Linked DNA regions of Homo sapiens: region 1 is linked to region 2. The links are chromatin loops, found by intact Hi-C in ENCODE. Cell type or tissue: GM12878. All regions are shown on one strand. Each heading gives the region's core, and the rest is flanking DNA. Links, peaks and the distances in the headings are about the cores only.

Region 1 (6,777 bases), core at 1,758-4,257, 170 kb after region 2:
CTCAGTAGTCTCACAGTACCTATCCATGCTATAGCATTAATCACATTTGACTCATAACCTTTCTAGCTTGAAGCCAACAATACACTCTGTTCAGTTATAGACCAATGGCTTATAGACATACATAACTTATTATCCTAAGTGGGTAACTAAAACTTGTATAGGCTTCAAATGATTTACATTTTCCCATGCCTGACCTGCTACACATGACATGCTCTTGGTATTAGAGATAAGATTTTGGCTTTGTTTTTCCTCTTGGACATTAGTGAAAGAATCGTATAGAAGCTATACAAGGCAAGAAGAAAAGCAGCCTTGTGATGGGGTTTGTCTAATATAACTTTTATGCTGCAATATCACATTATCAATAAACTAAACTCACATGCTTTAAGAAGCAATGCTCCATGTTATATCTTAGAAAGCTTAAAATTCTCCACAGGTCTCATCAAAAACTAAAGAGGAAGGAAAAGGGGAAAAAGAAAATTATGCAAAGAATTTCAAGCTAATAAAGTTTGTGGAATATGGTAGGTAATGAATAATGTTAACTGTATTTAATACCGTTACAGAAGTTTAGAGTATCATTTAAATTCCTTCATTTCCTGGAAGTAGAATATAGATTATAAAATAATTTTTCTCATAAACTTCCAACCTCACTCCTAATATCTCCATGAAGGTTAACATTATCTCACTATGGCCGGGCGCAGTGGCTCGCGCCTGTAATCCCAACACTTTGGGAGGCTGAGATGGGTGGATCGCCTGAGGTCAGGAGTTCAAGACCAGCCTGCCCAATATGGTGAAACCCTGTCTCTACTAGAAATGCAGAAAATTAGCTGAGCATGGTGGCGGGCGCCTGTAGTCCCAGTTACTTGGGAGGCTGAGGCAGGAGAAATCACTTGAACCCAGGAGGCAGAGGTTGCAGTGAGCTGAGATCGCGCCACTGCACTCTGGCCTGGGTGACAAGAGCAAAACTCCATCTCAAAAAAAAAAATTATCTCAATATGTGGGAATTCCCTGTAGCAAATTACTTTACATACTTGTTTAAATATAGTTTTTAAATATAGAGAGCATTAGTTGACAATTGGAAACACAGTATATACAGAATAATTTTATTTTAATTATATGGCTAGAGAGTATGTGTTATTTGTTGTTCATATCTTTCTTTTGGCAGCCTTCTCTCCTGTACTCCATGTAATCTGGGGAACTAAGATCAAGAACTGTTAGGATGGCATAAATATAACTCTTTAGGGAGCCTGCCTTTGCCCTCACATGAAAAGAGTATGTCTGAGAATGAAGGCAACTAGAAGAAATGGGGTGCCAAAGAGAGAGAGAGATTCAGGCATTACAGTTTCTAATTATTCCTAACAAAGATTTCAATCTTAATTTTAAAGAGCTATGAATCTACTGAAGAGAATCAATCAGGAGGCAAGAATGATCATATTTACACATGGCAAAGATCATGCTAGCCACCGTACAGGACATAGTTTGGAAGAAAAAAAAAAACGTGAGTTAGTGTGTGAATTCCATTTCTGAGGTTATCATTGGCATCCAGGCAAGAAATCAAGGCATCTCTTCTTTTAAGTGTTTCCTGGTCAATATCAAATCTGATCAAGTGTTCGTCCCCAGCCCCTAAGTACTCTAATGATACCTTGTATACTTCCTTCTTCATAGGTATCACAACAATACAGTTTTTGTCTTATAAAGATTTTTCAATGCCTGCTTTCCCACTAGACTCACACATGAGTGCAGGAATTTTATCAGTTGTATTTACCTCTTTTAACCCCTGTACATGGAAGAGTACTCAGTACAGAGGTGATGCCAAATAAATATTTGTGGAATGAACAAGTGAATGATCAAATGAACAAGAATTGACACTAACAGGGCCGGGCGTGGTGGCTCACGCCTGTAGTCCCAGCACTTTGGGAGGCCAAGGCAGGCGGATCACGAGGTCGGGAGTTCAAGACCAGCCTGGCTAACATGGTGAAACCCCGTCTCTACCAAAAATACAAAAAATTGGCCGGGCGTGGTGGCAGGTGACTGTAGTCCCAGTTACTCGGGAGGCTGAGGCAGGAGAATGGTGTGAACCCAGGAGGCAGAGCTTGCAGTGAGCCAAGATGGCGCCACTGCACTCCAGCCTGGGCGACAGAGCGAGACTCCGTCTCAAAAAAAAAAAAAAATTAATTTAAAAAAAATTGACAATGTTATTGGCCTTAGAAACATAGTTTTACTAAAAATGTTAATTATGTACACATGAGAAATAGAGGTAAAATTAATATGTGGCTGAAAACTCATTTATAGTAATATCTTATACATCCACATGAAAAGTCTTCCCCCCCAAGTGCTGTCAGTAAAGTGGATTTTTTATTTTATTTTTACTTTTCTTTTACTAAACATTATACAAACTTTTTTTTTTAATTATTTTTTTGATACGGAGTCTCACTCTGTTGCACAGGCTGGAGTGCAGTGGTGTGATCTCGGCTCACTGCAACCTCTGCTGCCCAGGTTCAAGCAATTCTCCTGCCTCAGCCTCCCAAGTAGCTGGGATTACAGGCACCTGCCACCGCGCCCAGCTTTTTTTTTTTTTTTTTTTTTTTTTTTTTTTTTGTAGTTTTTAGTAGAGACAGGGGTTTCACCATCTTGGTCATGTTTGGTCTTGAACTCCTGACCTCGTGATCCACCCGCCTCGGCCTCCCTAAGTGCTGGGATTACAGGTGTGAGCCACCGTGCCCAGCCCACAAACACTTTAACAAAGAGAAAATTAGTAGAAGTTGCTGGAGAGTGAAAAAGAGTTGGATAAGATATAGGGCAGGTCCTTTGGCTACTAAGTAAAAATGTTGCCTACAAACCAAGTCTCCATCAGTGTAAGATCCTAAAGGAAGCTACAATATCATCTTCCTAATAATCTGATATGTTTTCCTACATTTTAGCTCATCCTTCAGTAAACTGGCTGGATAATAAAGAAATGGTATTCTTCGAAAAATAACTACAGCCGTAATTGAATTTTTCGCTCCCTTTCTGCCACCAGTAAGGAGACTATTGTTCATGGTGCTGAAACTTCAAAGACAGATGACTAAACTTTCTGAAGGCATAAACACAATCTTCGTTCTTCTTTCTGATGCATGACCACAGGCTATTAAGTTTGTTTCTGGATTCATAATGAGCCTCTCCTACTGACTTAGTGAGATAAGGTAGATTTTAATTACTTAGTTTCAGGTTCTGAAATCACATTGAGCACAAACCAGCACAGAATCAAATCATGTTGTGACTGACTAATCTGTCAAGCAATACTGAGTCATAATTTAGAAAAGGTTATATTTTGCATGCACTATTTAGATTTTCCATAATATGCCATTAATAAGAAATTTTATATGATTTGAAAATCTGCTTAAGGTAATATATCTCATCTTTGCATTAAGAAAGCATATGCTATATTTCTCCTGTGATTTTTTAAAAATACATTTGATTCTACATAAAAGTAATGTGATGAATTCTTTTCACATTTGTTTCTTAGATTATATGTTTTGGTTTATATAAAATCTGAAAGCATAGTTGCAACAACAGCTGACAAATGAGATGGACAGACTGTAAATGCATTGTGGGAAAGGTACATGAGGCCAAAATTGCTGACTGTACTATTTCTATGCTCCCTACTTAGCTTCAAAGATGAGCCAGTTTCTGGAGTCGAAATAATTTTCATTTATTTTCAATGGTTAACATGATTATTATTCACTAACAAAGAAAAGTAATTCATCCTTTTTTATTTAGTTATAACTAAGCTACTTTCTTATTATAGAGCTCTAAATTCAGTTAGCAAATGTCCTTTTGAGCTCTGGATGGAAATTACTTAGGCTGAATTTCTAATATCATGAAGATAAATAAGCATTTAAGTGGGTATGACACATGCTTTTAAGTAAATGTCCTGTGAAAAATTATTTTCTTGTAATTAATTATCTTCCCCAGAAGAGATAAAAAAAAATTTTTATTTGGATAAAATCGAGGACATTGTTTATTTGGATTATGGCTCAGTTTCAAACACAAATATATGTCACATTAAGATCTCATTTCTATATGAAAGGAAAAGAGTAAAAGTTATCTGATAGTTAAATGAATTCTTTACAACAACCTAGACAATATTTGGAAACAGATGTTGAAATTCTATGAAGAAAATTTAATACTGTGAAACCTTATCACATGCTGTTCTTGTTCATGCTCTATGACCATTTGATGGGGAAATTAATTAATTTAAATAACATCTATGAGTACTTTAGAAACTCAGTGAATCCTTTGGAACATAATCAATTCTTTTTTATTTTCATTAAGCCTTGAGAAAGTCTATGCTTATTTATCAATATTTGAGCTCTTTTCCTGCACTGTGTTGAGGGGTCCACAAAAGAACAAAAAAAGCACCTTATATCTCTAGGGCTCTCTAGAGCTTGCAAAGGGATGTCACTACATTTCACTTAACACACTTGATAAAAAGTAAGGTAACTCACTGGAAAACAGATTCAGGAGAGATTGTTATTTTTCCAAGTTCAGAAAGATAGTGTCAGAATTGGGACTTCAACCTGGGATTTCTGACAATAGGTCCAGCATGTTTTCCTACAGGTGTTGTCTAACACGACACTTGACCTAAAGAGTATACTAATTGAAAACGAAATATAAACATATATGGAAAAGTTAAATTAGAAATTAAGCACCATGTTACAGAGGCAAAATAAATGATCTGAACTAAATCATTGACTTATACTAAATAACCACTGATATAAACTGACAAGGAAAGAATATTGGACCCTGAGGTGGCTTTATTTTATTAGAAAAAAAAAACCTAACAATTAGAGAATTACAAATAACTTTTTAAAATTTCAGTTTTGGACTTGGAAAATTTCATTGCAACTTTCATAAAGGAAAATCAAAGAATCTTTTATTTGACCAAAGAAACTAACTAAAGGCAATGTACACTATATAAGGCAAAAATGTGATCTTCCAGAAGCTGTAGACATCTAAAATACTATTCTCTATATTTCCCAGTAGATGACAATTCTATAGAAATACTGCATGTGCTATTGTTTTGTTCTTGATAAGCTTTGGAATAGTATAGGGTGGATTAATATTTGCTGCCATACACATCGAAGTGGAAGATGGAAATTAAATTTCTGAAACATTTCCAAATGTGCTTATAGTCCACATTTTGAGAGCAGTTCAACCACTATTTGCCTACGCTCTTAATTTTCTTCCTAATGATAACCTTTAATGGTAGAATCATCCCCAAATTGCTTGGGTCAGAAGAAATTATGTTGCATTTGATAATTCAATTAATTTGTTTACTTAATGACCTGGCTTATAAATATAATGAGGAAATGAAACCACTGGCTAATTTACCATCAAACGTATGGTAGATACATTCCTATTTTTGACCCATAGTCTGCTAAAACTATAAAGAATTATATGAACTGGGCTGACTCTCTAGAAAGTTGCAAATTGAATAATACGGGTTCTTGCTGAGAAGGAAAGAAAAAAACACAGGTTTTCATTAAAAGAGAAAAAGGAAAGCACTTAGTGTGAATAAACCTAGAATTTACATGGCTATTTTTTTTAGCAACTCAAATAAATCTGAGCAAAAGAGAAATTGTCTACAAAGTAAGTGGACTGTATGAGATAGACCCACTATAAAATTTATTTCTGCTCTTAAAAAACTATGGTCAAAAATAATTTAACTGTACATTTAAAAATAACTGAAAGAGTATTACTGGGTTGTTTGTAACAAAGGATAAGTGCAGGAAGTGATGGATACCCCATTTACCTGATGTAATTATAAAACACTGCATGCTTATATCAAAATATCTTCTGTAACCCATAAATATATACACCTAATACGTACCCACGAAAATTAATAATTTTTAATGTAGATGTTACTTTTTAAAAGTTTTTTATCATAAGACTATTCTGATTGCAAGAAGCAAAGTACATTTCAAATTAGCTTACACTAAATAAATAAATAAGCTTATAAGGGGTGAGCCTAATTCAAAACTGAAGAATGAATGAGAGAAAAGTCAATTAAGAGAAGGTTACTACAATAATCTGAAAGAGAGATAATGGTGTCCTCCAGTGGTGTATTAGTGGAGGAGATGGCTAGAAATGAAAAGGCAAAGAGATACCTTTGATGCAGAAATGACAGATCTTAATTGTTGGGTGTTGAGATATGTACAATGAGGGAAGTGACCAGGAAAATTTGTTTTTGTTCTTGTTATTTTGTTTTGTGTGTTTTCTTCTATTGCTTTTATAATTTTACTGTCACATTTAAATCGCTAAGTCACAGATTATATAAGTTGAAGGGAAACACACATAACACAACTTTTAAAAAGAAAAAAGTCTCCCACAGATCGGGAGGTGTATCATGAATTGAGGAGTATTATCATGTCAGTTCTGAGCATCTGAGGGCTTAAAAATAAAGTGCAATAAAACAAAAAGTTTTCAATAGAGAATTAATAAGTAATTATAACAAACAGTCTGTATTTACATTCATGCAGTTAAGCCATATCTCAGATAGTTACACCCTGCAGTTGAAAAAGGCCATAGAGATTACCTACTAGTTCCATCTCTATTTTGAATAAAGACACTGACTTTCAAAGAAGTCAGTTATTAATAGCTAATATGACACAACATGATGTTAGCAGAGTTGAGACAGCCTTGTTTTCCCAATGATCCAATCAATGTTTCTTATACTCTTCCATTTTATTCATTCATTCATTGTTATTCTGGCATGTACTATGTCAAGAAAAGGCACAT
Region 2 (6,777 bases), core at 2,843-5,342:
GTGTTCAGTCCTTTGCAGAGTTTTGTTTTTAGTCAATGTCACAAACTGAACTACAGATTCAGCATAGCTTCATCTCAAAGCAAGCAATCAATAACTTACCATGGAGACACATTATGATTTTGGTAGACTTAGTAAGTTGTGCAATGTGATTTTCTATTTTTTGGTAACACCACGCCTCTAGCTCCTTAACACAGAGAAGGTTTTAATATGCATCAAGGATGGCAGCCCTGCAATTTTGTTCCCTCTTGAGTCTGTGCTTATCAGAATAACAAACTGAACAGCAGAAACCAGAAGTAGAAAAAAGAAAGAAAGAAAGAAAGAAAGAAAGTGAGTGTAAGAATCATGTCTGAGAGGAGGCAAAAGACAAGATTGCTTGGGTTGATTTTCCTCCCTCCAGCTGTAATCTTTTATAATGCTAAAATAAGATGGAAGTATCATCCTTCCAATTAGGCACCTTTATTTGGTGTACGGCCTTAGAATGCTCATATTCTGCCAGCGTGGTCCAGCAAGACCCACACCCATGGTGTCAAATCATAGTGCTCAAATCTAGAGAGGAAGCTCAGGTTCTAAGAAATTGTAGCAATAGTTCCAGGCCCTTCAAGCAATGCAAAGAACAGTTGCCTAGAAATCATTAAGGGAAACATACAAAGTGAGTAGAAATGGAATTTCATTTACATACATATATCAGTCATTAAAAAACTACACATACCCAAGATATTTCAAAGCCCTCTGACCTTTGGGGGTCCCATTTGCAATATCCAGATGAGGTGGATCCATTCTATGCACAGTGGGGAAACATTCGATATTTTCATTGGATCCCAAGGGCTTACATACTTTTGCTCCATTTATAACATAGCCTAATTTCTGTTATTCTCATCCTGTCTTACTGTGTCTTACTGTGTCTTTTTTTATGATTTGTTTTTTGTTTTGTTTTTTGAGACAGTGTCTCACCCAGGCTGGAGTACAGTGGCACGATCTCAGCTCACTGCAACCTCCACACCCCGGGTTCAAGTGATTCTCCTGCCTCAGCCTCCTGAGTATCTGGGACTACAGGCACCTGCCATCACGCCCGGCTAATTTTTTTGTATTTTTAGTAGAGACGGGGTTTCTCCATGTTGGTCAGGCTGGTCTCGAACTCCTGACCTTGTGATCCACCCGCCTCGGCCCCCCAAAGTGCTGGGATTACAGACGTGAGCCACCGCGCCCAGCTGATTTGTTTTCTTATTGAAGATAGAGCAGGCAGCACAGCACATGGGAAAAATAAAGTTGAGAGAAGGTCAGGGTTCAAATGCCTGCTCTGTGACTTATTAAAACAACTCACAGAGTTAACAGTGGACTAAAATAGATACAGTTGTAATGTCCTGGCAGGAAGTTCCTTGTAATTAAGCAATATTACCATTGTATGAGAACTTCTGCATTATGAGATCTAACCCTATCAAGCAAAAAGAATTAAGCATTATCGTATTTTTTATTTGCTTAATAATTTTACTTGAGAGATTGTGCCCTGAGTTACCTGAAAGCCTCTAAAGAAAGATCAGAGTATATGTTTTAAAGCACATATTTTTCAACCCTAGCAAGTAAGTTGCTCCATTTCAGAAATATGGACACTAACAACCAGAGATGTTAAGTGTTTAGCTCAAAACCACCGATGGAAGCCAGAGCCTGTTTTAAAAACATCCTCTCCTGATTGGTAGTTGTTTCTTTTCTCGGCAGATGGCCCTAGCTTTCTGCACCAGGTCCTAGATCTCTACCTTCCTCCAAGAATTTACATTTCACTGAGGCCAGCAAGTCTTTTAGATTCTTGCTTATCTCTGAAGCATTGATTCACAATCAAATTAAAGCCAGCAATGAGATAAATACAAAAGCTCCTTCAGAGGAATGTCTCCTCATAATGCCGGGACACAACTGAGTGACATCTTGACTTTCAGCCACATGATCCTTCTATAGAGTCATAGAAAATTACATCCATTTGAGGATACTACAGGGAGAGGTTGCTTCAAAGGCAGTAGGGTTTCATAATGAGAATCATTTGGTATTTTATACCAAATACTTAGAGGCCTCATTATTTTACTGTAACAAGGCTTTTCCAATAGGCTTTGAAATTTGGATGTTATTGTTGTTTTAATGCTCTCAAAGAAATAAATCTGAATGGTAAAAGGTAATGTAAAAGAGTTATAGTGCCTATATATCACCATTTTAGAACTCAATCTTTGAATCAATAATCCCTTCAGAAACTACTTTTTAATGTAAATGAATAGCAGGTATGGGTTAGATATGTAATGTATTCCCTTTGGTTTAAATTGATTAATGATACTAACCATTACCTTTTTTGGAGTCTTGGGCATATACTAAATTGAGAGATAAGCACTTTAACTCAGTTATCTTTAATCTCTGCAACAATTCTTTAAGAGATGATCTCAATAAATATTTGCTAGAACAAATCAATGTAATAGACCCTGGGAGACAGAGGTTTTTGTCTGTCTGAAATGTCCCCCTCCTTTCTTTGGCTTCTGTTGGGGCATTACTACGATACCCTGTGTGGTCTCCTGGATGTTGTTGTTGTTGTTGTTGTTTTATACTTTAAGTTCTAGGGTATATGTGCACAACGTTCAAGTTTGTTACATATGTATACATGTGCCGTGCTGGTGTGCTGCACCCATTAACTCGTCATTTAAATTAGGTATAAGTCCTAATGCTATCTCTCCCTGCTCCCCCTACCCCATGACAGGCCCCCATGTGTGATGTTCCCCTCCCTGTATCCAAGTGTTCTCATTGTTCAATTCCTACCTATGAGTGAGAACATGCGGTGTTTGGTTTTCTGTTCTTGCAATAGTTTGCTCAGAATGATGGTTTCCAGCTTCACCCATGTCCCTACAAAGGACATGAACTCATGTTTTTATGGCTGCATAGTATTCCATGGTGTATATGTGCCACATTTGCTTAATCCAGTCTATCATTGATGGACATACGGGTTGGTTCCAAGATGTTTTCAGTTAAGAAAACCTACCTTCTCCAACCAAAGGGAGGGAGGGCAAACCCTAGACTGGCCATTGAGAGCACCATCAATCTCCTGGCCACAGTAACAACGCCAGCAAGGCCAATCAAGTAATTGCCTAGGTGGCTGGAATGGAAAATTCTTCTGGGCTTATTCACTGTGGGGATATAAGTCTGGGGGTGACAGAGGCCTTCTTTTCCAGTACTGGAAGAGTTTGAGAGTGAAGCTGAGCAGAGGATAAGAAGGCTAACAGACGAAAAGAGTAACACTGACCCAGAAGCATCTTTTGAACCTCTGCACTAAACTATGCCTAAAGCCAAAATTCCCCTTGGATTATAGTCAATCAGTTTCCCTTTCTGGTCAATGTAGTTGGATTTGGATTTCTGTTACTTACAACCAACATTTTATTAATTAATTCCATTTTACAGATGAGAAAAGTTAAACTCTGATGTGTCATATATATTACTCAAAGACACCAAAATACATGACAAGCCAAGATTTAAAGCCAGGTCTCTAGGCTCCATAGCAGATGTGCTGGCATAGAAATTGGTTTGGGAATCCAATGTTTGCTGCCCTTGAAGCCATCATGTACTTTGAGCTTTTGTTCCTCTCGTTGGTGATAATTTGTGAGTTGTTCTCTAAATCTTAATCCTACTTATCATCCATGGAACACGTTTCTGAGACAATGGTGGAGACCAGCGAGTGAAGAAACTAAATGGTATATCCAATACCCAACTTTGAGCATTGTATTAAACAATGGTTAAAAAGTGAGAGGGGGAAAAATGAAGAAAAAAAGTCCTCCCCTCAAGGAGTATTGAACTTAAGAACATGCAGAGAGACAACTGAATAAGTAATTATAACATAACGTGATAAGTATTATATTAGAGTTATTTATTCACAGTGAGCTTTAAGAGTAAGAGACAAGTATGAAAAGATATCTAGAGGAAGTGAGATTTCCCAGAAGGGATAATACTTAAACTGAGAAGTAAAAGAAGAACAGAAACTTGTCCATTATAGAAAAGTAGAAAAAACAATCCAGACCAGTAATACAATATTTTCAAATTCAGTCAGATATAGTCAGAAAGTCAGACGTAGTCAGAAAATGGATTTTGATAAGCATCAAATTTATGAATCTAACTTCATTAGCACCACTCTGGTATTTCTTTTTAAACTAAAACATCACTGCTTTAATTCCAGTGCTTTGTGTACTCTTCCAGGATGTTTTAGGATAAATCTATTTCACTCAGCTCAACAAATATTTATAGAATACTTTTTTTTTTTTTGAAGCAGAGTCTCGCTCTGTTGCCCAGGCTGGAGTTCAGTGGTGAGATTTCGGATCACTGCAAGCTCCGCCCCCTGGGTTCATGCCATTCTCCGTCTCAGCCTCCCAAGTAGCTGGGACTACAGGCGCCCACCACCACACCCCGCTATGCCAAGCATAATGCTCGGAAATAAGTAGATGTGGGGGGTGGGGGGTGGTGTGTGGGGCAGGGGTGGATGGTGGTAAGAAGTTACTTGGTCATGAAGGATGTATTCACAATAGTCATGTTCTTCAAAGGAGTTAGGGGAGAGATACAAACAAATAGTCTCAATAAAATGGAATTAGTACTTGTCTTTTGCTATAAGAACACAAAGAAAGGGCATTTTGTAATATGACGGCTCACAGGAAGCTACATGGAGGTCATGTCACCTGACCCGAAAGAAGGAAGAGTTAGAATGAGACTGATGAAAAGTATAGTAAGGGGGCATTCCAGGCAGAAGGAGTAACTTGAGCAAATATTTAAAGGAGTGAACTACACAGAGTATACAAAGAATTTAAAATAATATATTGTTATTTCAGTACAAAGAAGCTGGAGAGTAGAGACTGGATCATGGAGGACTAAAAGATCTATAACTTTATTCCATAGCCAATAAGGAACCATCAAAACATTTTAAGCAGAAATGTGACAATGTCAGTCTAGTTTTAGCTATGATGTGGAGAATGGAGCTAAGTAGGGGAGAATTAAAGACCTAGATAGTAAGAAGGCTTAGTGCAAACTTTAAGCCTACTACATTCATTTTCAAACCATGTGTAGACACAGTTGTCCATCCAGTTTGGGGAACAACTATAATTCAGGATCACTTAGACTCCTTTTCTATCAGCCAAGGCATTGGAACAAAGCTGTTAAAATCCCTTCACCTCACTAGATTATAAGGACAAGATAATTGTGGAGCTTGGCCATATAGGTGATATAGGTTAAAGATGAAAGCCCCATCTAAGGTTAGATGTTAAAGAAGCCTCAAAATCTTTTAAAGATTCCTCTACTCAAGAAAGCATTTTACTTGGTCCTTCCCTTGGCAAGCCTAACCAAATAAAATATTGTTGGCAGAAAAACAAATTATACAGTTCATTGCTCAAAGCAATGCAACAAAATCAATTGTATGGATGGCCTTTGTTTGTTTTAAAGTCATATTGAAATTTTTATTGTAATAGCTCAGAGGTCAATCCCAGATCCAAATCATTTCAGAGTTGTGCTAAAGTAGATCTGGAAGTGCATGTATGCAGTTATTTTAATGTGTGTGTGGTGTATGTGTGTGTGTAGAGCTGTGAATTCTGAGTATACAATGAGTGTCAACATTATAGTGAATAAGAAAAGCAATTCCAAGGATAGTATTCTTCACAGTTACAATCTACAAACTAAAGAGTTTTCAGAGTTAGTGTGAACCGAGAGATGGGGAAGAATTGACTTTTTGAAATACCATATTTGGGATGTTTAGAAATTCTATAGGAAGCCCAGTGGAAATTCTGTCTTTGAGGGTAATCTGTGCTTATGTGATACAGTCATGCTCTGGGATTCTTCTGTGTCTTAGAGCTTAGGAAATGGTGGTAAACCCCAGCATTTATCATGATAGCATATTCATCTAATTTGATGACTTTTATTTTAAAAATTTAGAGTTTTGATTTAGGTTAGCTTGTCACATTGACAATAACTAAAAGCCAGCTCAGTCTTTCTCAAGGAAAAAAAATGTTAAAGTAATGCCATTATATCTCATAAAATGCACAGAAGAGAAAAACTATCAAGGAGTTAGATGCATATGATACAGACAATGTAGAATTATTGGTGGATCACATAGGTATTGATTTTATTGTTGCACATCCATTCAACCACTTCTATAAACAGAACATCCATTAAATGACAGATCTGTGAAAACCAACTTTTTTTTCCTTATCCCAAACTTGTTCTGATGATATCAACACTACCATTATCTCCAAGAAGGTCACGTGGCCCATTCTGAAACCACTCAGCATACTTTATTCTTTGCTACCAGTGATTTGTTCAAGGATGGAATTGTGGTCCATGTTTTAACAATTATAACCATCAAAACTCACTCACTTCTGAGAGTTCTTTCTAAACTGTTAGGAAAGTGGACTCTATCAGGATAGAGTAGACCATGGTGTATGTTGGCAAGGGGTATCTGCCCATTGCAGGCACTCAAGGTCTCAGGCTGATAGAGGCTCAATATTGACACAGGCTTCCATGACCACTGAGCAAGGGAAGAGAGAATTTGGCACAGGCTTCCATGACCACTGAGCAAGGGAAGAGAGAATTTGGCAAACTGTAAACACCCCTTTCTCTCTAAGTTTATTGGCCAAAAGAAATCATGAGGCCATGCTTGAGTTCAAATTATCAGAGAAGGATAATTCTATCATGAGCCAGAATGTTATTAAACATTTGTGAGTAGCCCAAATGATTCTCATGGTCTGTTCCTATATTCATAATATTCTGTTTGCTTTTTCTTAT

Evidence for each region. Hi-C counts contacts between places; a loop is a spot of excess contacts. Peaks named below come from ENCODE experiments on the same cell type or tissue, not always from the same donor. Only the 100,000 strongest peaks of a DNase experiment are listed, where the experiment ranks them.
Region 1: a loop joins it to region 2, with 2.6 times the contacts of the local background. A loop is called at or near these places in 1 of 110 quality-filtered maps.

What each region holds. Positions count from the first base shown.
Region 1 is chr5:162,992,635-162,999,411 of GRCh38, forward strand. No RefSeq gene overlaps it. Among named protein-coding and RNA genes, the nearest start is that of CCNG1, 440 kb to the right of the region's middle. In GM12878, for the core only: no CTCF peak of the experiment used is centred there; a DNase peak (open chromatin) is centred at 3,147.
Region 2 is chr5:162,820,578-162,827,354 of GRCh38, forward strand. No RefSeq gene overlaps it. Among named protein-coding and RNA genes, the nearest start is that of CCNG1, 610 kb to the right of the region's middle. In GM12878, for the core only: no CTCF peak of the experiment used is centred there; a DNase peak (open chromatin) is centred at 4,017.